Linked DNA regions of Homo sapiens: all the other regions are linked to region 1. The links are chromatin contacts, found by Hi-C or POLR2A ChIA-PET in ENCODE. All regions are on one chromosome and are shown on one strand. Each heading gives the region's core, a stretch centred on a gene start or an enhancer-like site at or near the end of the contact. The rest is flanking DNA. Distances are from core to core; before and after follow the strand shown.

Region 1 (5,142 bases), core at 976-3,475:
GCGCCTGTCACCACGCCCAACTAACTTTTGTATTTTTAGTAGAGACAGGGTCTCGCCCTGTTGGCCAGGCTGGTCTTGAACTCCTGATCTTGGGTGATCCACCCCCTCGGCCTCCCAAAGTGCTGGGATTACAGGAATGAGCCACCACGCCCGGCTACTTTCTTCTTTAAATCAATTATATGGCCATTATTTATTTCATAAATAGGCATTCAGTGACTTTGAAATATTATGGTCCAGATAGAGACAACAGGGTTGTACAACAGAAATATGTAGGTCAAAATTTTAAATATTCTAGTAGTGACACTAAAAAATATAATAGATTGGCAAAATTTAGTAATCTATAATCTTGATCTACTACATCCAGAATGTTATTTCAACATGTGATTCATATAATAGTGACTAATGAGGTATCTTACACTCTTTTTTTGTAGTAAGTCTTTGAAATCCTGTGTGTATTCTACATTGACGGGACATCTCATTTTGGACTAACCACATTTCAAGTGCTCAGTATTCACATATGGATACTGTGCAGGACAGCACACACTAATTGGTAATGTAAATACAAGTTAGTTAAGATCTGTGAAGTACTTTATGGTTTCCAAAACTCTTTTGGCATTTAAATCTTGCGTCAGCCCCAGCAGGTAGATGTTTATCATTTCCATTTTGTAGAGGAGAGGCTGCAGCAATTACCTGTAAGTCACCCAAGCTCATCCAGCTAGTAAATGGTGAACTCAATTCTTGTCTTAAACCTGGGCACTTTCCCTTTTGCTTGCTTGCCTAAACAAGCAATACAAAGACAAACTTAATATTTATACACATACGTCCCATGGCTCATTGCAGTAGTACAGGACAGAAACAATTATTTCAAAATCCACCTACAATCTAGTCTCCAAAAATCCTGCCCAGTTTAATTGCACCACAATCTACTAACTGTAATTCTAAAAATGTGTATGTTGGATAATCTTCCAGCTCTAAAGTGCTGTGAATTAAAAAAATGCCATAGGCAGGCATAAAAAAATCCTACCCTCTATTATATTCTCCATCTGATATAGAATATATGATATATATTCTATAAATGAATACATGATACAGAGTCTATCATGTAGTGATTTACTTTTTACTTTTGTGAATTACAACGTGGTAGGGTAGGAAATGAGAAAGCTTAAAAAGCCTAATTTTCTCACTAAAGCATAACCAGACACAGCAGCCTATTAGGGGTTTCTCCAGAAGATGGCAGGCAGTCAAGGGGGACAGAGTTCGACCCGCGACAGGCCAACTGATTTCCCCAAAAAGATGCCAAGGGCAGCTAACCGCCCTCCTGGCCCGCGAAGCTGCTCCTTGAGGGCCCAAAACTTCCCGGAGGAGCCAGAGGAGGCCCTCAGGAGCCACAGCTCTCCCTGACTTGGCCTGTATTTGCACCCCTAGGGATCCCATTCCCTTTCCCGACGCAGCGCAAGGAAGGGGAGCGGAATGGGGGCTGAAAGGCAATAAAAAACTTGTAAAGCCGTATCTGCTAGTTCTCCCAGTGGGCTATGTCCCTGCAAATATCCTCCACAAGAAGTAAACTGGGTGGGTAGGAAGAGGTGAAGGCTCCCTCCTCAGGGCTGCCGGGACCGCCTCGAGGGCTTGTCTGTTTAGGTCCCAATTCCTCCCGGATCCGTACATTCACACGAGCGCAGGGCAACAATCTGAGCGAGTGTTCGTGTGTGCCCGTGTGACTCGCCATCGCGTGGCAGATGTTCAGTAGAACATTACAGTAATTTCTGTTACAGGTCCATGGGCGCAGGTCCCTGAGCCCACAGCTTCGCGGGGGTCTGGCCGAGCATGCGTCACAACCTACGCGGCCAAGAGCAGTGCGCACGCGCAACCTAACGCGGGACTGCCAGCAACTTCCGGGCGTTTACAGGCAGGCAGGTCAGTGATGTGTCCTAAGGGTCCGACCGACCTAGATACCCCTCTTTGATTCCTCCTCTTGGGATTAGTGTCCATCTCTGGAAGCAGGATCCAGGAGGACGGGAGGGGCCGCTGCGGACCGCAGTCGCTCCACCTGGAGGAGACACCAGAAGGAAGACAGCCTGAGGGACGCAGCCATCCCCGGCTCCTACCGGCGCCCCGCCCCGCGCATGCGCACGCGCACAGGGAGTCAGCTGGCTGCGCGGGAGGTCACGGGAAGTGGGGCGGTGCCCAGACAGCTGGAGGGAAGGAGGTGTCAGGCGGGGAGAGACGCAAACGGCGGGACCAGCAGCGACGGTAGCAGCAGCATGGCCGCGATCTATGGGGGTGTAGAGGGGTGAGTGCGGCCCGGCGGAGGGAGCCTGGGCCCGAAGGCGGGGCGGAAGGCCGTGGCCAGCCTGGCAAGCTGGTGGCCTTGATCCTCGGCGTCCGGGCACTTTGGGCGGCGGGACCTTGCGGTGAAGAGGTGTGTGCACGCGCAGGGGCGCCCTGGAGCGCACAGCTGTATGCCTTACGGGGACTCTGCCTGTGCAACAGCCACACCCCGGGTTGGGGATCCTTTGTGTTTCTTGGCGGAACCACGCCCCTTTCTTCCACGAAACACCCACTCCGCTGTCTTCAGCTGGAGAAGCAGCTCCTTTTTCCTATTCCTGACCTCGGACAGAGTTTTGCAGAACAGGTGTCAGGTGTGAAATTGCTGAGCGCGGGCAGGGTGGGGAGTGGGAGTGGGGAGAAGCGGGACAAAGATCTTGGCTGAGGTTATCCGGGAGCTGGAGCAGCTGCGAGCCAGAGTACTAGGTTGTCCTGATGTCTGAAAACCGCTCCATCCCTGTTGGCCTTCCATGCTGCTTTCACTAGATTGCATTTTTCTGCTCAGAAGCTTGTTTACTGAACTTTTTGTAATAGCTCTGCCCCTGGGTATGACCATGGACAAGATATTTACCCTCCCTGGGCTACAGTTACCGTATGTGCAAAGTGAGGATAGGGATAAATAAGATCGCTATGTCCCTGCCAGTGGCAACATTCTGTGAATCTGAGTTTGTCAAATCAGGGAATAATGGGGGTCGCTGGCCTCTCAGCCAGGGCACTGTACTTTCGAATCTGTGATTGTTTTCACTTCTCTGGCAGCCACACCCCACTGCTGATTCACAGACCCCAAAGTCTTTTCACATGAATTGTTAGGAATGATCTTTCCCATCCTGTATTTGTAGCACTTAAAAAAAACAGTATAGGAGTCTGCATTCATCCTTGTTATAGTCATCTGTAAGATATGACCCGTTTCTTCCAGTTCGTCAAGACATGCTTTTGGATGTGGAATCTGCCACCTCATGTATTAACTACCCCCTTGAAATTTCATGTCCTCTTTGAGTTTGATGAGCGGTCTTCAGTGTCTTCTTCTGCCATTCCTAAAAGTAATGATCAATAAAGAAACATATATCCCATCACCACAGATCTCCCTGTGAACTACTGTGACCCCCAGTAATCAACATTTGAAGGTTTAGTTGCTTAAGTATGTATGAAGTCACCCTGCCATCTGGTCAGCATTTCTAGCAAAGGTGTCTTGAAGACCTTGGCAGCTGGATCTTGAAATGCAGTCTTTAGCTATTGTGAGGGAAGCAGAGAGATGTGCCATTTTTCTTAGGAGTGTTTGCTGAGCATTGCCTGTGCCAGCTCCTGTGCTCGTTCTGAGAGGGTAAGTAAGTGATCAGGAGCTTGACCCAGTGGAGCTTGAAGTCTAGTGAGAGGCGGACACAAAGCGTCTGAACACACACTTCATACAGAGGAGACTTTAATAACTTTGGAGGCACTATGAAGGTTTAACTAACGGAGACTTAACTAATTCGTTGGGGTGGGCCACACCTCAGAAAAGGTTTCGAGGACTAGGTGAAGCGTAAGTAGAGTCTTGCAGGATAAGGAGGACATCCCCAAGGGAAGAGGAGTGAGAATTATGTTTCAGTTAAAGAGCACTCAAACACTGAACCACAGAGGCGGGTTTGGGAGTGGTGATTGAGTTTGTCGAAGCTGTCTCCTCCATCATACTGGGCTCTGCCAGTGTGGACAGCACAAGCTTAGCTCTCTCTGTGGGTTTTTCCGAGCAAGATCAAGTGCCCTCTTGTGTTCTGTAGGGGAGGCACACGATCCGAGGTCCTTTTAGTCTCAGAGGATGGGAAGATCCTGGCAGAAGCAGATGGACTGAGCACAAACCACTGGGTAAAAACCACACTGAGGGGATCAGAGGGCTTGGTTCTGATTTTATTCTCTGTAATTCCTGTTGAGGTGGTGGCTGGGACTCACAGAGCAGCCTGTGGGGGCAACATAGCTTCTGTAAGCCTTTGTAACTCCTTCTTCCCTTGATTGGGGCCAGCTGATCGGGACAGACAAGTGTGTGGAGAGGATCAATGAGATGGTGAACAGGGCCAAACGGAAAGCAGGGGTGGATCCTCTGGTACCGCTGCGAAGCTTGGTGAGTCTGGGGCGGAGCCTGGGAATTCAGCCATCTGTGACACTGAGACAGCTAGCAAGTTTGGACTAGATGAGTTTGATGACTGCAGAGGGAAAGACCTCCAAGACTTAGTCCCTGGTGTCAAAACTGTCATAATCTCACCCAGTCTCATGGCTTCAGTTGCCACCTACAAACTACAAATGTGTTGGAAGAGCACAGGGCTTTGGAGAGCTGCTGAGACCTTGGTTTGAATCCCAGCTTTGCTGCTCAGTATCTGCGTAACCCTGTGTAGGTTACTCACCTTCTCTAAGCCTCAGTTTCCTCATTTGGAAAATGTGAATAGTAGCTACCTCAGAGTTGTTGGGAAAGTAAAATGGCATGATACATTGCAAAGTGGTTAGTATAGAGCCTGACCCATAAGCACTCATTAAATGTTAGCTATTATTTACTCCTGGTTCAGATCTTTCTCCCAAGTTGCGGTAGCTCCAGCTACTCCCTGGACATATATGTGAGATGTTCTGCAGACACAGGCAAACCTCGTGTATACCAAACCAAGCTTACCTCTCTCCATCTCCCCTCACCTTGCCCCGCTGCCTGATCTTTCTGTTAAGAGCACTACTGCCCTTCCAAGCTCCAAAGCTGGCATTGTTGAATCCCCTCTTTCTTCTGTCCATCCCCAGTCCAGGTTGTTCTTATAACCACAGCCTTCTGAGGGGTCATTGTGTGGGGAGAAAGGAGGACTGGGG
Region 2 (5,142 bases), core at 1,174-3,673, 1.6 Mb before region 1:
CTACAAGAGAGATGTTTTCTGCAGGAGTAATTGGGGAAGTTGCAACTCTTAGGACCGCCAGAATAATGGCTGGTAATCATTTACATCTACACCTTAGCAGAATTCAGGCTCCTCTCATCCTCCAAACCTGGTGGTCTTTCATTAGCTTTATAAAGGTGGTTTAATTTTGGGAAAGGGCTATTATCATTTAAACTATAAACTAAATGTCTCCCAAAGTTAGCTTGGCCCAAGCCCGGGAATGGGCAGTCTAGAGGTTAAAGGCAAAATGATGGTCAGTTAGAACGGTCTTTCACTGTCATAATTTTCTGTTAAAATTTTTTCCAAAGGCCAAAATTGTTTGTGATCATACACAAGATCACATTTATCTAATTATCTTCTGCTTAAAATAGGCAAGAAGCAACAGCGGCTGCCACATTTTTTTCTCTCTCTCACAAAACTGGAATTCTTCTCGTGGAAAAGAAAGAGTGGGCACCAATTAAGTATTAACAAAATACAGATGAACTGTTTACTACCTTCAATAATCTTTATATGCCATTGATAAGCAAAAGACTACTGGGATACTGTGGGACTGTAACCCATAGAGTTTCTTAGATGCTATTGGAGAGATAAAAGGATTGGCACCGAGGATTCAAGAGAACAATGGAATCAACACTGAATGGGAATCAAATAATCTGTGAAGTCCTGACTGCCACTCCCCACACTAGCTCCAGTGTTGATCACAGTAAGAGCTGTCACCACTTTATTTTGAGATGGAAATAATCTCGCTTTTCTCACTCTGTCACCCAGGCTGAAGTGCAGTGGCGTGATCTTGGCTCACTGCAACCTCCACCTCCCTGGTTCAAGCAATTCCCCTGCCTCAGCCTCCCAACTCGCTGGGATTACAGGCACACACCACCACGCCCAGCTTTTTTTTTTTTTTTTTTAGTTTCACCATGTTGGCCAGACTGGTCTCGAACTCCTGACCTCAGCCAATCCGCCCAGCTTGACCTCTCAAAGTGCTGGGATTACAGGCGTGAGCCACCACGCCCGGCACACCACTTTAAATTACATGAATCTATTACAGCACTCATGACTGTCATTATTTGTTAATATATTTTTCTTGCTAGACTGCATACTCATTAAGGGGAGAAACTATCTTCATTTCTAGCTGCTAGCACAATGGCCTCAGTTCTTCATCTCTACAATGAGATTAGTTTCACAGCTACCTCATAAATAATCCAGAGAATCCATGTAAAGTGCTTAAACCAGTGCCAGGCCATGCAGTAAGTGCTCAATAAATGGCAGCTGCTACCATTATTTAATTGGTGCCCAATAATTACTAATTGAGTGCAGTTCAAGGTTTGGGGTAAAAATGCCTTTTTCTATAGCTCAGTATCTAAATCTGTGAATACTCTGGAATTTGGAAATGCACTAGAAGAATAATATTCTCGTCCCTTCAGCCCAGGGAAAAGGCAGCAGAATGAATAAAGAGGAAGCACATTCCAACATACAGGTTTAAAGTCTTGTTTTTTTAAAGTAAGAGTGGATTACATTATTCAAGGAAGACATCTACTCAAACACAGGAGGTAACTAACAAAAAATTCTACCAACTTAAATCTTTTTAGGATATACATTTAAACTTCAAGAGCACCATTAACACTACAATGTCTAATACTCTAGAGGGCAAACTCTCCGTAGGCCATTTTCTCCAGACGTAAAATTAAGGTACACCTACATAAATGTCCTCTTAGCAATGTTCACAGAAGTCTTTGAAAGGTGAAACTCAAAGGTAGGGCTCAGGGAGGCGGAAAAAACAAGGGAACAGAGTGGGCTTAATGGTGGTGGGTGCAGGGAATCTAGGGGTCCTGGTTCTCGTCGGAATTCCATCACTTAGAAACTGTGTAACCTTGGACATGTCACCTCCTCTTTCAGGGCCTTACTGGGAAAATGAGGAAACGAGACAAGGTATTTTCTTCCCTTCTGTGTGACATTCTGATTCTGCGTTTAGAAGAGGAGGGAATGCACCCGGTAGAGGGCCTGGGGGCGGGAGAGGCACACGATTTTAAAACAGCTCCTCCGTTCTGGCTCTACAGCCAGTCTCTACAAGCTTCCGTACCGCAGAGACTCAAGAACTGGGTCTCTGAGCCTGAGAGGAAGCTCCAGAGAGTCCGCCCGGATTAGGCCACAGAAGCGCCGAGCTCCCGCACAGACAGCCTCAGGGCTCACCCCCAACTACGGCGACAGGGCGGACCCGCCGGCTCCATCAGATGCACTACCCACCCGCCTCGAGAGAGGGTCTGCAAGGCGGCGACCGCTCCGCTGGCTAAGCCCAGCGGCACACCTATTCGGAGCTCCAGGCTCGTCACCTACCGCCTGCGCAGCCCGGCGGCAACAGCCGCAGCTCCCCAGCCCCGCCTGGCCGTCGCCGCCATCTTAGTCCGGAGTGCCTAAGGGTCTCCCTGACAGAACCACGAAAGATCTGCGCAGCCGCAGGCTGGCCGGTAGCTGGGCGGGCACTGGGAAGAGCCCACCCTACCGGCTGCGGGCGGTCCTGCTGCGGATAAGTGCGGTGGCCTACGCGCCGAGGTTTGCAGGCTACTGCGTCACCCTGACCAAGAGAGGCCGGGGAACCTTTCCCGTTTGCGCCAACGCTTGGTTAATTCACGCAGCACTGTGAACGCATGCGTGTTTCCGTACTTTGTTTTCCCTGTTGGCTAGGTTTTTAGCTGGTGCTGGTGCTGCCTTGCGAATGCTGTTTCCAGCCCCTAAACCTGACCCATTCCCTCCTCTAGGACCCTACTCAGCCTCCAGGCCCAGCTCAGTGACTGCCCCCAAAGACTCCCTGGAGCATTCCTTCTAAAAGGTTCTCGCATTTCTCCTGCCCTTTTCCCATGGGTCTGATGTGGAACTGTGTCTAACCCTTCCTCATAGCTGTGCTTGTCAGCTGCCACTTGGTCATCTTGGACCAACCCGCACAGAGGATGTATCTGGTACAGTGCTGCCCTTCTCCGATTAACATGAGACTTGACTAGTTTCCAGGGCAGAGTGCCAAAGCCCATTACCTATTCTTCCAGAACCTTCCTGGAGTATTCCGTTTTCTCTAGGACAACGGTTCTCAAAGTGCGGACTAGGGGCCAAAAAAAAGCAGGAGAACACGTTAGAAATGCACGTTAGAACATGTTAGAAATCCTGGGCCCCACTTTATACTTACTGAGGCACAATCTCTGTAGGTGGGGACTAGAAATCTTTGTTACTTGCTTTTTTTTTTTTTCTTTTTCCAGAGACAGGGTCTATCTCTGTTGCCCAGGCTGGAGAGCAGGAGTGCGATCATAGCTCACCAAAACCAACTCCTGGGCTCAAGTGATTCATCCTCCAGCCTCAGCCTCCCAAAGCACTGGGATTACAGGTGTGAGCCACGGTGCCTGGCTTTTATTAGCAGTAGTAGTAGTAGTATTTTTGTAGAGAAGAGGTCTCCCTGTGTTGCCTGGGCTGCTCTTGAACTCTGCTGGCCTCAAGTGATCCCTCTCACCTGGGCCTCCAAAAGCTCTTAGGTTACCTCACCCTGCCTAGTAGTGTTTTAACAAACCCTTCCCAGGATTCTGATGCCAGCTAAAATTTGAGAATCACTGTTCTGGAAGACAGAGGACTGGTTTCCAGAATGGAAACAGCACACCTGTTGTTGAACAGGTTGAGGCCACACCCAAGACAACCCTAGTAATTTCTATGGCCCACAGACACATCTAAGAGGGTGGGTGGGTTTCAGGCCTGCAGCTCGCCCGGGCCCGCACACTGAGTGGGCTGTGCCTCCTACGAGTTTGGTTCATTCCCAATGCTGCGTACTTGCTTTTAACTACTAGTGATCTTCCCCCATCCAACCCCCCACCCAGTGATCTTCCCCCATCCAACCCCCCACCCACCCCCCCACACACACCCATTCTAGACCGCAAGGCAGTCCAAGGCTCTGTTTTTGACCCTCAATCAAAAATAAAATGTGGCTCTTCCACCTTGGAACAATCGTTCTTCTCAGACTTCAATTTTTCCCTCTCTGATGGATTCCTTATCATAAGAAAAATCCTGCCTTGCCCCAAATCCTCTTCCACACTCTTTTCTTCCCTTCAGAACCAAGTGGCTTAAAAAAATGGTCTGCACTCTTAGTCTCTAGTTTTTCACTTCCCACTCCTCAAACCCCTGAAACGAGGCTTCTATGTCCCACCATTCTTAGGGCCTGCTCTAGTCAAACCACCCACAGCCTCTGTGCTACTGTGTCCGGAATTGGTGGGTTCTTGGTCTCGCTAACTTCAAGAATGAAGCCATGGACCCTTGTGGTGAGTGTTACAGTTCTTAAAGATGGTGTGTCCAGAGTCTGTTCCTTCAGATGGTCAGATGTGTCCGGAGTTTGTTTCTTCTGGTGGGTTCGTGGTCTCACTGACTTCAGGAGTGAAGCTGCAGACCTTTGCGATGGGTGTTACAGTTCATAAAGACAGCACGGGCCCAAAGAGTGAGCCACATCAAGATTTACTACAAAGAGCAAAAGAACAAAGCTTTCATAACATGGAAGGGGACCCAAGCAGGTTGCCACTGCTGCCTCAGGCACCCTGCTTTTATTCCCTTATCTGACCCCACCCACATCCTGCTGATTGGCCCATTTTACAGAGAGCTGATTGGTCCATTTTACAGAGTACTGATTGGTTTGTTTTACAGAGAGCTGATTGGTCCGTTTTGACAGGGTGCTGATTGGTGCGTTTACAATCCCTGAGCTAGACATAGAGTGCTGATTGGTGTATTTACAATCCTCTAGCTAGAGTAAAAGTTCTCCAAGTCCCCACTAGGTTAGCTAGACACAGAGCACTGATTGGTGCATTTACAAACCTTGAGCTAGACACAGGGTGCTGATTGGTGTATTTACAATCCTTTAGCCAGACATAAAAGTTCTCCAAGTTCCCACCAGATTAGCTAGATACAGAGTGCTGATTGGTGCATCCATAAACCCCAAGCTAGACACAGAGTGCTGATTGATACATATACAATCCTCTGGCTAGACATAAAAGTTCTCCAAGTCCCCACCTGACTCAGGAGCCCAGCTGGCTTCGCCTAGTGGATCCCATGCCAGGGCCATGAGCAGAGCTGCCTGCCAGTCCTGCACCACAAGCCTGCACTAGAAAA
Region 3 (5,142 bases), core at 1,129-3,628, 1.3 Mb before region 1:
ATTTCAACAATTATATTAATTTTTTAAATACTCTTAGATCAGGTTTCCTGGAAACAGAGCCTGACCCTAGGATTCTTGTGCAAGTGCTGTAGTGAGGGTATTCTCGAGGGAAGCCTCCGAGTAAGTGAGGGAAATAGGATAGGCCAGAGGGAGAAACTGAGCAAAGATATGGTTTCTGATGAAGTTTATCCTCAGTCTGATCCCATGGGAACTCTGGCATATGAAGGGTACCACAGATTTATTCCTGGCCTTTTATAAGCTAAAAAAGTTAGCCTCTGGCCATGGCTTCCTCAGTCTGGTCTGAGCGCAGATGTCAGCAGATGGGGGCAATGAAGGGGCAGTGACCTGGGGCTGGATGCACCCACCTAGTAAAGGTTATTTACGCGGGGTGCCAACGCATCTACTTCATTCCTAAACTTTATTTTTTTCATGTAGCTTAATTTTTTCTTTCTTTTTCTTTTTCTTTTTTAGGGACAGGTTTTCGCCATGTAGCCCAGGATAATCTCCCAAACTCCTAGCCTCAAGCAACCACCTGGGCCTCCCAAAGTGTTGGGATTACAGTCTGAGCCACCTCACCTGGCCTAATTGTTGCTTGTAAGGGATGCAGTGTCTCTCTAATCTTGCTTAAGAAATGAATTATCTGTATTTCATTTTTTTTCCTACTGTTTGACCTTTAATTTTTTGTTTTGTTTTGTTTTTGTTTTTGTTTTTGTTTTGAGACAAGGTCTCACCCTGTCGCCCAGGCTGGAGTGCAGTGGTGCAGTCATAGCTCACAGCAACATTGAACTCCTGGGTTTAGAGTGATCCTCCTGCTTCAGCCTGGCTAGTAGCTGGGACTACAGGCGTGGCTATGCACCCGGCTAATTATTTATTTATTTTTTGTTTTCTTTTCTTTTTTTCTTTCTTTTTCTTTTCTTTCTTCCTCTTTTTTTTTTTTTTTTTTTTTAGACAATGTCTCACTCTGTCGCCCAGGCTGGCGTGCAGTGGCGCAATCTCAGCTTACTGAGCCTCTGCCTCCCGGGCTTGGGTGTTTATCCCACCTCATCCGACTGAATAGCTGGGACTACAGGCGCATGCCACCACACCCGGCTATATATATGTTTTTTTTTTTTTTTTTTTTGAGATGGGATTTCACCACATTGGCCAGGCTTATCTCGAACTCCTGGGCTAAAGTGATCCACTTGCCCTGGCCTCCCAAAGTGCTGGGATTACAGGCATGAGCCACTGTGCCCAGCCTTAATTTTTTAAGTTATCATATGCAGATAAAAGAGGCAGAACCAGTTTTAGTATCCAAATCAGTCTGATCCTAAAACCCGTGCTCTAAACCATATTAAACCACCTTTTAAAATTACATCTTAATGAAATAATTTAATGTTACCTCTCCAGCTTTAAGGGTGCCATTAACCACTTAGATTTTGATGTGTCGGATGGAAAACACTCCCCAAACGGGCTATTCTCTGTTTTTTAAAAAAACTGAATTTGCCTATAGACTCAACGGATTCATTCTGCAAGCATTCACTACGTGGCGAAATCGGTGCTGGGCATGGGTGCAAAGACGACCTAGCCCTAGTTGGTGTCTTCAAGAGGCTGCGTCCAGCAGGGGAAGCAGATATGAAAACACAGAACTATTACAAGGGATGAGCGCCGCGCCAAGCCGAACCTGGGAGCTACGGACAGTGTCTAAACTTTAGTCACTCACAGGAGTACAAAGATCCGGGGCTGCTCCTAACTCCTACTCCAAAGCTTTCCTGGCCTGCTGGGCGCACAGGGAAGAGGGAAGTGCTGGAAACTTTTGGGAATGTGTGTTTTCATGTGAAAGAGGGGAATGAAATGTATCCTTCAGATTTCACTTTCTACTTTTCCGGCCACGGGCTCGGCACGACCTGCCGTTGGGAGACGAACGGTTTCCCGAGGTGGGGGGAAGCGCGGATTTGCCGCGGGACTCCGGCTTGGCGCGGAGCTGGGCGCGGCAGGCGCAGGGAGGAACTGGCGAGGTGGCCCGGGCTCGGCCCTCCGAGGGTGTGGAGCGCCCGGGAAACGGGACCCCAAGAATCCAACTGCTCCCACCCTGCGCGGCCAGGAGCGGGGCTGGCGATACTGGGGACACTGTCCAATCCGGGCAGGGGGCGAGGCCGGGGGACCGGGCGGGCCTGGGGAGCAGGCACGTGTGGAGGGCGGACCCGCCGGGGGTCGAGGCCTGCCTCTCCGAGAGCTCCTGGCGCGGCCGTCCCGGCCCGGGGCCCCAGGTGCGCTTCCCCTAGAGAGGGATTTTCCGGTCTCGTGGGCAGAGGAACAACCAGGAACTTGGGCTCAGTCTCCACCCCACAGTGGGGCGGATCCGTCCCGGATAAGACCCGCTGTCTGGCCCTGAGTAGGGTGTGACCTCCGCAGCCGCAGAGGAGGAGCGCAGCCCGGCCTCGGTACGAGGGGTAAAGGGGCTCCGGGCCGGGGGTCCTGGGCTCAGGGAACGGGGAGCGTGGCCCGGGAGCGTCTCGCGGGGATGCCCGGCTCCGCGCTGCACCCCAGAGTGGGTGCTCGCCGCCGGCTTGCGGGCAAGCCCGGGCGGCCACAGGGTGGAGGGGGCCAGCGGGCCCTGGACTCGCTCCGGGTGGGCGAGAGGGAGGCGAGCGCGGTGCTTAACCGCTGGCACCATCCAGGACATCCAGGGCCGCTTACACGGCTCAGGACGCGGGTCAGAGACCACGGCAGTTATTTATTCAGTCCATGTGCTAGGCTTTGCATCAAAAAGAAAGGACCGAGATAATCTTGCCTGTAGCTAACTCCTCCTAACACCTCTTACAGTTTACTTTTTAATTCTTTACTCCATTTAAGAAACTTACTCCTTTCTCCTAGATCCTTACCACTTTCTTACCTTCTCGTGTGTCTAATGCCCTCGGCACAGTGCCCGGCACATCGGAGTCTGATTATTATAGGGTCCATGACTTGAGTTGGCTGGTGGCGCAGTCTCAGCATTTTGTCATGACTTTGACCAGCTGGAGACTTTGGTGCCAAGGAGGAAGGCTTCTCAACCATTTACCGGCAGAAGTGACCCCCGGGGCAATGCAAGTCTTCTGAGCTGACAGAGCAGAGTGGGTCCTGCATAACTCGTGCTTTACATGGAACTGGGCATCTGCTCTCTCCTGCTGACAGTGGGAAGGATAGATAAGGTGTCCCTCTCCAAGTTATCCATTCTCCTGCCCACCAGTCCATGACACCCCACCACCCCCTTCCACTCCCTACTGTTTGCCCTTTAATTTTTTGTTTTGTTTTGTTTTGAGACGAGGTCTCACTCCTGTAGCCCAGGCTGGAGTGCAGTGGCTGGATACAGTTCACTCTGCCTCCCAGGCTCAGGTGTTTCACCCACCTCAACCTCCTGAGTAGCTGAGACTACAGGTGCATGCCACCACGTGCCTATAGTCTCAGCTATTCAGGAGGTAACTGGTAACTCTATTGATAACCAAACCCTAGATTTTTTTTTTTGAGATGGAGTCTTGCTCTGTTGCCCAGGCTGGAGCGCAGTGATATGATCTCTGCTCACTGCAACCTCCGCCTTCTGGGTTCAAGAGATTCTCCTGCCTCAGCCTCCCGAGTAGCTGGGACTACAGGCGTGTGCCAACACGCCTGGCTAATTTTTGTATTTTTAGTAGAGATGGGGTTTTAACATGTTGGTCAGGCTGGTCTTGAACTCCTGACCTCAGGTGATCCACCTGCCTTAGCCTCCCAAAGTGCTGGGATTACAGGCATGAGCCACCGTGCCCAGCGGCCAAACCCTAGGTTTTTAGTTGCCAGGGAATTCTCAGACACAGGTGGAAGAGCAAGTAGGAGAGGAAGTGGACAGGGATAAGAAAACGGATAACCCCATGACCCAAGAGCTGCTGACTCTCCAGAGCCCTATCAGGCCAAGGCCATCCTCATTCAGCTCATGTCAGATTTCTGTTGATTGAAGATAGAGACACAAGTACACCCCTGCCCCCACCCACACATAGACAGGCACAGACACACAACTACTGGATCAAGGGCTTCTGTGAATTTCCCTCCTAGATGTTCTTGCATTTGGTTAGGGATAATGTTTCTCTGCAAGCAATTTAGAGAGTAACCCGCACAGTCAAGCCATGTACCACTCCAGGCCTTGGTGTTTAAAGGGTGAGCCTCCTGGTCATCCCCAGGCTCATGTCCAGTGGCATGTTTCTTTGTTTATGTCCAGCCACTCATTTGTTTTCCTGAGCTCATTTATTATCTGCTTTTAGACTAAGCCTGCTTTTCTCCAAGGGAGATAAAGATGAGTGGCAGGCACTGGGGATTGTGGGCAGTGTGCCAGGGAGTACCTGAAGTTCCAGAATAAACAAGGGGTGGGGAAGCCTGGGCAACATAGCAAGACCCCGTCTCTACAAAAATTTTAAAAATTACTTGGGCATGGTGACACCCACCTGTAGTCCCAGCTACTTGGGAGGCTGGGAGGGAGTTTCACTTAAGCCCAGGAGTTCAAGGCTGCAGTGAGTTATGATCACACCATTGCACTGCAGCCTGGGTAATAGAGTGAGGCCCTGTCTGAAAAACAAACAAACAAACAAACAAAAACAAGAGGAGGAGATTTTCTTTGAGTGTCATTTTTACACAAATATTTGAAATTAAAAAACACTTTTTATACTAAAACAATCACAGATATATTTTGAAGTAGAATCCAAAAATTGTATACCTTTTAAATCTAAAACAAGAAACCTCAAAAACATTTTGCTTGGGATTTGAGCTGCAATTTGGTCCAAACCTAGCCCTTGAGGGTTTGTTTTCACTGCAATTAGGGCTACTTATGGAGGCAGTTTGATAGACACTGCAGTGTCCTCCCTGGAGCAACTTTGAGTAACACTCATCCTAGGCTGTCTTATCTAATCTTCACTTCAACCTGCAATGGGGTTATTAACGTTGGTTTACAGCTGAGGATCCCAAGGTTCCATATCATAATCCTTGGTCAAGTTCAGACCATTTGTGAACGAAAGCTTAAATCCAGCTGCCAGGATACAAAAGCCTGTTCTCTTATCCTCTCTGCCCTACCATAACTCCATCAGTGCTTGGTTCATAGTAATTTGGATTTGTGGCTTCGTAGATTGTTAACTAAATCTTGAACAAGTGTTTTCCTTTTTCTTA

The links. A loop is a pair of places that touch in the nucleus more often than their neighbours do. ChIA-PET counts read pairs that join two places held with the same protein, here RNA polymerase II (POLR2A). Pooled maps may share reads with other maps.
Region 2: a loop to region 1 is called in a pooled map, with 8 times the contacts of the local background. The contact joins the promoter of NFU1 here to the promoter of NAGK in region 1. A Hi-C loop is called at or near these places in 9 of 50 pooled maps. POLR2A ChIA-PET finds 5 or more read pairs at or near these places in 3 of 52 experiments (CD4-positive, alpha-beta T cell, CD8-positive, alpha-beta T cell and naive thymus-derived CD8-positive, alpha-beta T cell).
Region 3: a pooled map shows a loop between it and region 1 (3-fold over the local background). The contact joins the promoter of ANXA4 here to the promoter of NAGK in region 1. A Hi-C loop is called at or near these places in 1 of 37 single-sample maps with no recorded cell type and 1 of 50 pooled maps. POLR2A ChIA-PET finds 5 or more read pairs at or near these places in 1 of 52 experiments (CD8-positive, alpha-beta memory T cell).

Annotation. Positions count from the first base shown.
Region 1 is chr2:71,066,423-71,071,564 of GRCh38, forward strand. It overlaps NAGK (N-acetylglucosamine kinase), which reads left to right and starts at 2,226. Exons shown (of 10, transcript NM_017567.6): 1 at 2,226-2,290; 2 at 4,080-4,164; 3 at 4,319-4,417. The coding sequence starts at 2,262. RefSeq lists a silencer at 2,452-2,511.
Region 2 is chr2:69,435,012-69,440,153 of GRCh38, forward strand. It overlaps NFU1 (NFU1 iron-sulfur cluster scaffold), which reads right to left and starts at 2,424. Exons shown (of 8, transcript NM_001002755.4): 1 at 2,350-2,424. The coding sequence starts at 2,411. RefSeq lists an enhancer at 2,280-2,429.
Region 3 is chr2:69,739,756-69,744,897 of GRCh38, forward strand. ANXA4 (annexin A4) reads left to right here and starts at 2,379. Exons shown (of 13, transcript NM_001153.5): 1 at 2,379-2,420. RefSeq lists silencers at 2,018-2,197, 2,408-2,647.